Linked DNA regions of Homo sapiens: region 2 is linked to region 1. A link is a contact called in ENCODE Hi-C or POLR2A ChIA-PET data. All regions are on one chromosome and are shown on one strand. Each heading gives the region's core, a stretch centred on a gene start or an enhancer-like site at or near the end of the contact. The rest is flanking DNA. Distances are from core to core; before and after follow the strand shown.

Region 1 (5,722 bases), core at 1,612-4,111:
TGGTAATGGGACCCAGAGAAGTGGTTTTAACCAACAGAGAATGCCTCTGAGCCTGCTGGCTGCCAGGGGAAGTGTACATTACCTTACCCTTGAGCTCGGAGAACTTATGTAAATGCAAAGAGAAGTCAGATCCTTTGAGAATTGGCATCATATCACTAGTTCGTGCAGGGGAAGTGGTTAAAGACATCAATGTGAAAATACATTTTCACTTCCATGGCATGGAAGTTGGAAAAACTAGAATTTATTTTACTTTCTTGCTCTAAATCAATCAGGAATTACTAAGCTCCCATGAGGAAACCAAATATGCAGGAAGTTAGCCACTTGACATGACTGCGGCCACATTTCAAGCTAGACAATGAGACAGGACAATAGAGAAGGAAAGTCAGGTTGAAATTATATGGCTTCATGGCTGAACAATGCCATTTATTTCCTCTTCCTGATGCACAGCTTCTGCCCATGAGCCATCAGTTCTATCCAATTCTTTTCTATTTCTCCAGGTTCTTCAGAATATTTGTGTCTGATGTCAGTTGTTAGTTCAATTGCATTGTTAGAGTTAAATAACATTGCTTTGAAGCCATGAACATATGGATTAAAATGCAGACTCTGCTGCTTGCTGGCTCTGTGGCTTTATACGGCCTTTCTGAGCCCTGCTTGTTTTATGAAAACATCATACAATCTATATTAAAAGTTAGATGGGCCTGGCATGGTGGCTCACGGCTATAGTCCCAGCACTTTGGAAGGCTGAGGCCAGCAGATCACGAGGTCAAGAGATCAAGACCAGCCTGGCCAACATAGTGAAACCTCGTCTCTACTAAAAAGACAAAAAATAACTGCTCATGGTGGCGTGCACCTACAGTCCCAGCTACTCGGGAGGCTGAGGCAGGAGAATCGCTTGAACCCGGGAGGCAGAGGTTGCAGTGAGCCGAGATTGCCCCACTGTACTCCAGCCTGGTGACAGAGAGAGACTGTCAAAAAAAAAAAAAAAGTTAGATGACACCTGAAACACAGAGTAGTTTCATGGAAAGTGAAGATTTGAAAGCAGATCATCATTATAAGATATGAGAAAAACAACTCATCAAAAATATTTTAAGAGAAAGCATTATTTTAAGAGAAAGCATTAAACTGAGGTATATTTTGTTAATTACTATCCTAAAACTTTTAGTGCTTACCACGTGTAATGTGTTGGCATAATAGAAGACATAATTTCTCCCAAAGGCGTCAAACTTGTCCTTGATACTCAAGTGAAGATATTGGTCAGATGTTACTGATTTTAATTTAAAATTCAGAAATAGAAATATGCCAGGCACTGTGGCTAATGCCTATAATCCCAGCACTTTAGGAGGCAAGGCGGGAAGATCACTTGAGCCTGGAAGATTGAGGCTGAAGTGAGCTATGATTGCACCACTGCACTCCAGCCCAAGCTAGAGAGAGAGAGAGAGAGAGAGAGAGAGAGACTCCATCTCAAAAAAAGAGAGAGAGAGAGACCCCATCTCAAAAAAAAAGAGAGAGAGAGAAAATAAAGTTTCAGAAAGACTTCTGAATCTTAAAAAATTAAACATAAGTCTATGAAAACATAAGCAATAGTCTCATACTATTGTATGAGTGGTCTCTTCTTTTCTTTCTCTCCCAAGGATATCCTTCTCAGCCTAAAACACTTTTGTCGACACTTCGCCCAATATCCATCACATTTTACATCTGCTAAGAATTTTAACTTTTATTGTCAGTTTAACCAACAATTCAATAATATAGAAAGCGGAAGAATCAGGATTGATTCAGCCAATTCAAACTTTACATACTGAGGCATTTGCAGCAAATCTAGTAAACATCTTTGGATTTTCCAGAAACTTAAAGCAGTCTATTTGTTTGTGTCTCCCTGTTTTGTTTTGTTTTTTTTTTTTTTGAGGTGGGGGTCTCGCTCTGTTGCCCAGGCTGGAGTTCAGTGGTGCAACCATAGCTCACAACAGCCTCCGCCTCCCGGACTCAAGTGATCCTCCTACCTCAGCCTCCTGAGTAGCTGAGACCACACGTTTCATTCACCATATCATCTCAAAGCTTAAATAAGAGCCTGTCAAGCACCAAATAAAGTTGGAGTAGGAAGAGTGGTGTCAAACTTTTGAAGAGAAAGTTTTAAACTGAGCATTCCAAGAAATAACTGGTGTTTTCTCTTCCTCTTGCTGATTGGAGAAACTGAAGGATGGAGCAATTAAAATTTCCCAACCCCATTCAGTGGAAAAGGAAACATACTGTGGAAAGAATTGCTAGCAATTGTAGTCAGTGTCCATCTCTATGGATTTGGCGTGGAAATTCACATTACAACAAGTGAAAAACAACTCACGGTACCCTCAATACAATGGGCATCGATTCTGCTTCCCTTGGTGATTTAAAAACAAATCTGGATCTGGATATATGTGCTTTAGAAAATGCAATTTGTCGACTTGGTTGTTACTATATGGCATTTGTAGAGCTTGACTTAGGCTTGTCTTAAAAAAAAAGCTTCTTAAAACTGTATGCCTTTATCAGAAGTCGCCCCTCGGCTATTTACAAGTGCCATGGTTACAGACCTGCTAGACTGATGATATTCACATGCAGGAAACAATGCAAGGAAAACAGGATTTGCACGGCTCCGACTGCACTGGCCCAAGAATTCCAGGAAGTGATTGTACTTTATGAAACCGTCTGTGCTCCGCTAGATTGTCTATAGCTTTTAAGGTCAAGTCCTATCACGGCGAGTTTGCAATGCCCTTTGTAACAAGGCAGAGTGTTTATGAAGCTGAGTACATGCTGTATTGTTTATCAGCCCAGGCAGTTGAAAGGTGCGATATTCCAATCTTGTGGTTCAGGATGGCACTGGGAATCGATCACAGGCTTTTCTGACATAGGCTTGGGATTAGTTCAAAGAGTCCCTGGCAACAGTGACCATGCGACAGTCCAGCACATGGAGAAAGTCACGAAGCCCACAGTCCCTGACAGGAGAGATGGGTTTGTGTGGGAGATCAATGTGGGGAGCACTGTGAGTTTATGTTTTAAGATCCCTGTGCTTCCTGCTGTAGCTGAGCAGTCTCCTTGGAGAGTGAAAGGTGCTGGCGTACAGTAACTGCTGATTCTGAGAGTACGGAAAGGAGAGTGAGACAACAATGGAATTTATTTCTTCGTAAGAGAGCTGGGAGGCAGCCAGGCATTCCAGGCCCTTGCTCTCGAATTCTTTGATTTCTCTACATGCATAATGACTAGAGACTCCTGTTGCCTCTGGACTCGGGGATACTGGAGCCGGACAGTGGACGCCCAAACCGCTCATGTTACTCCACAGCCCTGCCTAATTTTAGGCGCCAAGGCTGGACGTGACTGACCAGACTCCTGCTCGCTCCCTCTCCACGAATGATGTTGGTCCCTGAAGCTAGGTTAAACAAGCAATAGTCCACAGCTATTGTTAAGGACGCTGTCGTGATGGAATCAGCTGGGCACTGGGCATCCTTTGCACTCGGAGTGATGGCGGCTAGCCAGGCATCTGTGAACTTTCTGGAGACATTTAGGTGTTGTGTACCAAAGTCACGGCACCTTAGGGGCAAGCATGATCCCCCAGTGTTTTCAGATGCGTGGACTGAATGAACCTCAGTGAGTGACTGCTGATGTCAAATCAATCAATATCGATTTAATGAAGTCTGTTAGTTTATAAGTCAAGTGACTTGCCATTAGGGACTGTTTCCTCAAGGATGACAAAATAAATAACAACAATGAAATACTTTTTATCCAGTTACCACGTTCTGTGCCCCATACTGGCTTTTGAAGATCTGGCTTTGCAATGTAGCGTTGTATTTTATTGACTGAATTTTATTTTATTTCTAAATTCATAGGCATCTTGAGGTTCATCACTTCATAGGTACTCTGGACTAACATCACATAGTTATCAAGCCTTTTAATAAAACTGTTATTTTTTTCTAGTAGACTCAATAGAGGACCATTGTTGGATGTCTTATAGGCATAACTACCTCATAAAGGGTTGCTAATTACTGGCCAAAACACTTAACTAAATAAAAATTAAAAGTTCCACTCATCAGGTAAGAAGAGTCCTGAAACCTGTGTTTTGGTCTTGACTCTCCCATTAACTCCTAGGAAATTTTACCTCCCCCAGTGACAGACATTGGGATAATCATTCCCTGCCCCTTTGTTTTTCCTCTGCAAAAAGAGGTGCTTTAAATATGTAATTGATCTCTAGGGGATTTCCCATCTATGAAGATTGAATCTCTAACACTCGGCCTGTAAGTCAGAAGACTCAGAGGTGTTTGAACCAGAGCAACTCCATCTCGAATAGGAGCTGGGTAAAATAAGGCTGATACTTGCTGGGCTGCATTCCTACTAAGTTAGGCATTCTAAGTCATAGGATGAGATCGGAGGTCGCACAAAATACAGGTCATAAAGACATTGCTGATAAAACAGGTTGCAGTAAAAAAAGCCTGCCAAAACCCACCCAGTCAAGACAAGAGTGACTTCTGGTTGTCCTCACTGCTACACTCCCACCAGCACTGTGATAGTTTACAAATGCCATGGCAACATCATGAAGTTACCCTATAGGGTTTAAAAAGGGGAGGCATGAATAACCCACGCCTTGCTTAGCATATCATCAAGATATAACCATAAAAATGGACAACCAGTAGCTCTCAGAGCTGCTCTGCTTCTGTACGCCATTCTTTTATTCCTTTACTTTTTTAATAAACTTGCTTTCACTTTACTCTATGGATTCACCTCAAATCCTTTCTTGCGCAAGATCCAAGAACCCTGTCTCGTGGTCTGTTACCCCTTTCCGGTAACATTTAGAGAGGGAAAGTGAAAGCTTCCTAGGAGAAGTAGGAAAGTAGAAAAACAAAGGAGGAAAAAAAAAAAACAAAGTATGAAAATTTGAGGAGAAATACTGCTATAGGGAGAAAAATAATTAATAATTATTTACTTTGTAAATATAAAGTATTATTTTTAATACTTTTTTCACATTTATTAAATCCTTAGAAAAATTCTAGGAATTTGATATTATGATTTTTTAATGAACAAATAAGGAAACTGAAGTTTGTAAAGTCTTTTTTTTTTTTTTTTTGAGACAGAGTCTTGCTCTGTTGCCCAGGCTGGAGTGCAGTGGCATGATCTCTCAGCTCACTGCAAACTCCACCTCCCGGGTTCAAGCGATTCTCCTGCCTCAGCCTCCCGAGTAGCTGGGATTACAGGCACCCACCACCACACCCAGCTAATTTTTATATTTTTAGTAGAGACGGGGTTTCACCATATTGGCCAGACTGGTCTCGAACTCCTGACCTCAGGTGATCCACCCGCCTCAGACTCCCAGAGTGCTGGGATTACAGGCGTGAGCCACCTCGCCCGGCCTGTAAAGTCGTTAAATGACATGCCAAAGATACATTTGATTAAGAAGTTGAGTCTAAAACAAACCAAGCTCTTGGGCTCCAAAACTAGGGCCCCTAAAAGGATCCACCTGCAAAGGAGGAAGTGTCTAATTGGAAAGAGGATGAACTAAAAGCACATTCAGTCTTGGTTTTTCTAGCTATACCTACAATGTTCAGTCTTCTCTGTTTCAGGTAGCATAAATACAAAAGGCCATGGGCCTTGCGTAAGAACGTTTTCTGATTTTAAACGTGCTAATTTTATTTTTTACCCTGTTAAGGTATGTATACATGAGAGGGAAAGGAAATTATGGAGTTATTTATTTGAGGTGTATCTAAGT
Region 2 (5,586 bases), core at 506-3,005, 160 kb before region 1:
TGGAGAGGTTTAGCTAGGTGGTTCTAGTTTGAGGTTTCAGGAGGTTGTGGTCAAGTAGTCATCTGGGGCTGCAGTCATCTAAGGCTTGATTGAGATAGAAAGATTCACTTCCAACATAATGGCTCATGTGACTAGCAAGTCAGCACTAGTTCCTGGCAGGAAGTTTAAGTTCTTTGCCAGGTGAATCTCTTTCTAGAGCTACTTGAGCATCCTACCAACATGGCAGCTGGTCTCAGCATGACCTAAGAAAGAAAGCAAGGAGAAAGTTGAAATGCCTTTTTGAAATCTCAAAAGTCTCATACCGTCACTTCTGCCACTTTGAAATCATTAGAAGCAAGTCGCTATTGTGACCTACACTCAAGGGAAAGAGAATTAGGCCCCACCTTTTGAGAGAGGAGTGTCAAAGAATTTGTGGACTAATTTTCAAACAACCACATGACCTAATGCATGTTACACACTTGTCTACTTTTTTTGACTAGTATTTTAGAATAAATATATAGAAATGGAGTTACTGGTTCAAAGGGCATGCCATTTAAAAAATATTCCTTGTATATGAGATAGCTTTTAGGAAGAAGTCAAAAGATGCTGTCTATTGTGTCACATACTTCATAGCACTATCATTATCCATAGCACTATCATTAAGGCACTGCAAGTTGTGCGGTAGTGGTGGCTTTGGATACATCTGAGGTATGATAGAAAAAGAATCTTTAAGATACACAGGAGCTAAATAAAAATGGGCCCAGCATGTCATGACACAATGCTTGCATTTTTTTGCAGTAAGTCCTTCCTTTTCAAACTGGGTTACTCCCAAGGCACGTAGGCACAGGGAACAAGTGCTACTTAAAGCAACAGAATAAACACACGTCATCTCTAGTAAAGTGCTATTTTATTTGAAAAACTTTATTTGAAAAAAAAAAGAAGTAGATGTATTAAAAAATAGATTGTAAAGTTGCTTATATTTTAAAGAGGAAACACTAGGTATTATCTTGGTCTTCTGGTGGCCTGCTTTGTACAGTATCTCCTGATCCTGGGTAAATAATTAACTTTTCTTTCCATTTAGGTTACCTTAGTGGAGAAGTTTAGTGACTCAGTTAGTTGATGAGGAGATACTGAAGGATTTAAGGGAGGTTAAGAATCTGATATTTTTAAAAGGTATCTCCATCAAGAATATTGAAAACACTTCTGGAAAAAGAAGAAAGATAAATATTTGAATTTACCCAATAGATATTAAAGGCATTGCAAAACCCTCATAATTAAGCATTTAAAACAAAGCTAATAGAAATATAAAGAAGCAATCCATTTATGAGAGTAGTCACACCAGAAATAAATGACAGTATATGCCTACAATTCTAATAAATAACTAAGATGTCCTCACTAATCAATGAGGGAAGGAATGGATTCAATGCTTGTTGGGGGAAAATTGAGCTCTTTGGGGAAAAAAATCCATCTCAAGCCCTATCTTACATTACTTAGTAAGATAAACTCCAGATAAATGTGATGAGTGTAAAAATAAAATCATAAGAAACTTGAAGACAATTAGATGTGTACTTACTTGCTCTCCAGGTAGGAAGGAATTTCTAAATATAAAAGAAGGATTCTCTAGGGAAAGCAAATCAATCGCTGCATCTGAGTAAGTATTATACTTTTGTGTAATACATTAAACATTTAAAACAAACCACAAATACTGATGGATGGCATTCATTGTGTACCAGCTATGTGCCAAACACCACACTTGGAGCTTTGCCTTCATTGCTTACCCTTAATCCTTACACACAAAAAAACCCACCACAGGCTCAGTCGTACTGCCTCCACTTAACAAATGAGAAAACCGAGACTGCGAGAGATTACATGAGTAATTTGCAATGCTGGCTGCACACTGAATCACTCAGAGAGCTTTACAAAGGCCCGTGCCTAGGCCTCATCCCAGAGCAGTTTAATCAGATTTGCTGGGAATGGCACCTGGGCATAAAATCCTTTGTCCAAAGTCACACAACTGGTAACTGCAGAGACAGAGGCTTTTCTGTGTCCTCAACACCTGGACTTCTCCTATGCCATGTGGAAATTTTCTTGAGGATATAAACAGGCACTTAGTTTTCAAAGGTGGTAAAAACCTGAATGTAGGCTTAACTTAAAGCAGAAGTGATGTGAGATATGAGAGTCTATTTGTAGACCCACCTATAGCAGAGAATCCATAGTCTGTGTTTCTGGAATATCAGTGAAAAAAAGCCTCAGGGCTGGAATAGAAGGATAGCATTTTGATGGTCTAATAATTTTGAAACAATTGGCAATACTTAGACAACTTGAAAGGTGTTTGCATGAATCTAATTTCTTAGGCTTATCATCACCGTTGTAACTTCTTCTCTACCAATTGGGACATGACAATACAGACGAGTTACTTTATTGCATAGTTTTTAGGAACACAGATTTTTGGAGACAAACCACCTAATTTTGATTCCCAAATATATTCTTTATAGCTGAGTAATCTTAATTTACTCAACTTCTCCATGGCTCAGTTTTCTCAACTGTAAAATGGGAATAATAATAGTATTGTATTAATGCTGTGTAACAAATCACCTGAAACCATAGTGGCTTAAGATCTCTCCTGGTTTCTCTGGGTAGGAATTCAGGAACATCTTAGTCAGGCAGTTTCAGCTTGGGGTTTCTCTGAGCTGGGGCTGCTGTCATCTGATGGCTCACCTAGGGCTGGAGAATCCACTTCCAAGGTTCACTCACATAAATGACAAAATGTGGCTTATTGTTGGCAGGAAGCTTAAGTTTCTCCCCACAAAGGCCTATAGAGATAGGACTGCTTGAGAGTCCACATCGCATGCCATCTGGCTTCCCCCAGAATAAGTGACCCAAGAGACCAAGGTGGCAATTGTAATGCTTTCTGTGGCTTAGCCTTGAGGTCACACATCATCACTTCTGCAGTATTTCACTGGTCCCACAGATCAACTCTGGTTCAGTGTGGGAGCGAAATACACCCTTGCACCAGAAAGCAGGGATCACTGGGAGCCGTTTTGGACATGGCTATCACAAGTACCTAGTTTATTGGCTTGTTCCAAAGATACATACAATTGACCCTTGAACAACACAGGCTTGAACTACACGGGTCCACTTTTACGCAGATTTTTTTCAGCCAAGTGTGGATTGAAAATACAATATTGGAGGGATGCAAAACCCTTATATACAGAGGGCAGACGTTTTGTGTACTAGGGCTCCTCAGGGCTGACGCGGGGAACCTCAGCATACATGGATTTTGGTATATGCAGGGGTCCTGGAACCAGTCTTCTGTATATACCAAGGGATGACTGCATTAAGGCATATCTCTCTGTATGTGAATATATATAAAGCTCTATATACATACATCTCACACTTAGAATACTAGAACAGAGCTTACACCACAATTAATAATGTTGTAACTAAATCAAAAATTCTGGGAGTGGGGTCTGAGCATTGGTATTAGTATTTTAAAAATCTCTGCATGTGATTAATATGTAGCCAGTTTTGAATATCATATTTCTATCCCAATACTTAGCTTCATGGTGATCAGAAGCCCTGGAACCCTAGTTGAGAGGTTTTCAGCCTTAGTTGCATAGTAGAATCATCTGGATAGCTTTTAAAAATCCAATTGTTCAGGCTACACCCCAGACCAACTCTGTCAGAATCTCTGGGGCATAAGGGCACAGGTCATCAGTATTGTTTTTAAGCTTCTTAGGCAATCCCACTGCAGTCAAGTTTGAGACCCACTACTCTAGTTATTTGACATAGATGACTGTATTACAGTCCCCTCATTTCCTCAGTGAGTTGAGCTCTACTCGGCATTTAGATCCTAGGGACCTAACATCACTTGTTGAAAACAAAAGGAAGACCTTTGACTCGTCTTAATGTGCAGGGAAGTCTGAAGATGGGTAGGAATGTGCAGCATGGCGCCAGTTGTTCTCTGTCTGTGCTGTTTGTCTGGAGGATTCAAGCCTCCAGCATGTCAGCCAGGCTCCTTTGGCCAGAATGCGCCTTCGTGCAAGAGTAGAAACCTCCTAGGCATGTGATCGCTGGGCCAGGAAAATGTCACCCATTGCCAGAAAAAAAACAGCTTTCCACGTAACTAGAGTGAATGGCACATGAAACCAATTTAGCCAGCGTGGTTGGAGAGGCATCAGAAGCATCAAAACATGGCCGCTCTGGAAGCAATGTCTGAAGGGTGTACCTGGTAATGCCCACAGGTGCTGTGCAGGCACAGAACCTGCCTCAATTTTAAGAGCATGGAGCTGTCTGCCTGCTGCTCTGAGTCTGCTTTTGTAAAGGAGCATTAGCTTGCTGCAGAGAACAATTGGTTACAATCTGGGAAAGACAAGCAAAAATGGCAGCTATATTTAAACCAGAAAAATAGTGGATGGATGACAATTTCTAGTGACTTATACCATCAAATTAGACTTAGAAAACTTGTGGTGTGTTGGGAAAAATCTCAATCCTTTTTGCAAATATTTGGGATTGAGGGAAGCTCTTAACAGACTTTGCTCATAGCTTTCTCTCCACAATTTTAAACCTATGTTTGTTTTAAGTAAAGCTTAATCCATGTGTTTCTGATTCCTTTAAGCGTAACTCATCAAAGTCTTTATTTTGGAAAAAAAATCCATTTAACGTTTAAGATGCCTTTGTTTTTTAGCCTTTTAAAGCATTTTCCCCTGTTTGAAAAGGGGCTCAGAGAGCACGTTTGCCAAGTTTAGAGCCCATTCAGTTGCTGTGAATGCAGATTTTTGACCACTGCACAGGATTTAGATTTCTTCGCACTCGCCAAAAATGTGACTTCCTGTTTGTTTTTTTAATACCTAAATCCTTTTTAAAATTGAATTTGGAACTCTCAATGAACCCTGAATGCAGCAGATCTGCCCATCCTTAGACTTTTTTCTCTCTACTATGGAGTTTGTTCATGCATTTATATTATAGTCTTTCTAGCTCTTCGGAACAATTTCTGTTTGTGTTGCTTAGTAACAAAAGAAAAATATTTTGAGCATGTGATAGCACCTTTTATCAAGGATCTAAAAGTTGGCTTCCAAACATGAGCAGAGAGCCATGACAACATGAGTCTTAGATGCCCCATGGTGAATGCAGAACTTAATTTGGAGGAATAAGAAAATGAGAAGTAAGAATGTAAAAGGAGAATGTCTGAACTGAAAGCAGGCCAAATGGGTCTTTAGGAACCCAATAACTGTTTTCTCATAAATTGCTTAAGAAAACCAGTTAGATGTCTCTGTTTCCTCTATATCTTTGAACAAGAGGAAAAGGGAACTGGATTTGTGAATGGGCTGAGTTAAGGTTGTATTGAAGTAATGCAAAACCACCTAATAAAAACTAAAGAAATATTAGTCATACATGTCTGTCTGCATAATGCCATATTACCTGCTATTTGCAATACCTTTCTTTATTAATTTTATTAATTCTAGATGCCACATTCAGATCATCAGAAAGGGGAGAAACTTCAGCTCAAGAATTTTTCATCAATCGTCTTCAGTAAGCTGAAATAAATATTATTTTCATGGATCCTGAAAACAGATATAAAATTTGACCCCTGGATGAGTAATTTGG

Evidence for each region. Hi-C counts contacts between places; a loop is a spot of excess contacts on that map. ChIA-PET counts read pairs that join two places held with the same protein, here RNA polymerase II (POLR2A). Pooled maps may share reads with other maps.
Region 2: a map of esophagus muscularis mucosa shows a loop between it and region 1 (2.2-fold over the local background). The contact joins the enhancer-like site here to the promoter of LINC02530 in region 1. A Hi-C loop is called at or near these places in 1 of 168 maps with a recorded cell type or tissue (esophagus muscularis mucosa) and 4 of 50 pooled maps. POLR2A ChIA-PET finds 5 or more read pairs at or near these places in 1 of 52 experiments (RWPE1).

The regions. Positions count from the first base shown.
Region 1 is chr6:12,582,543-12,588,264 of GRCh38, forward strand. It overlaps LINC02530 (long intergenic non-protein coding RNA 2530), which reads right to left and starts at 2,862. Exons shown (of 2, transcript NR_149140.1): 1 at 2,562-2,862; 2 at 226-965.
Region 2 is chr6:12,419,021-12,424,606 of GRCh38, forward strand. No RefSeq gene overlaps it. Among named protein-coding and RNA genes, the nearest start is that of EDN1, 130 kb to the left of the region's middle. Within about 2 kb of position 1,756, at least 2 of the 41 ENCODE cell types and tissues checked have a DNase peak (open chromatin) inside an H3K27ac peak, as active enhancers do.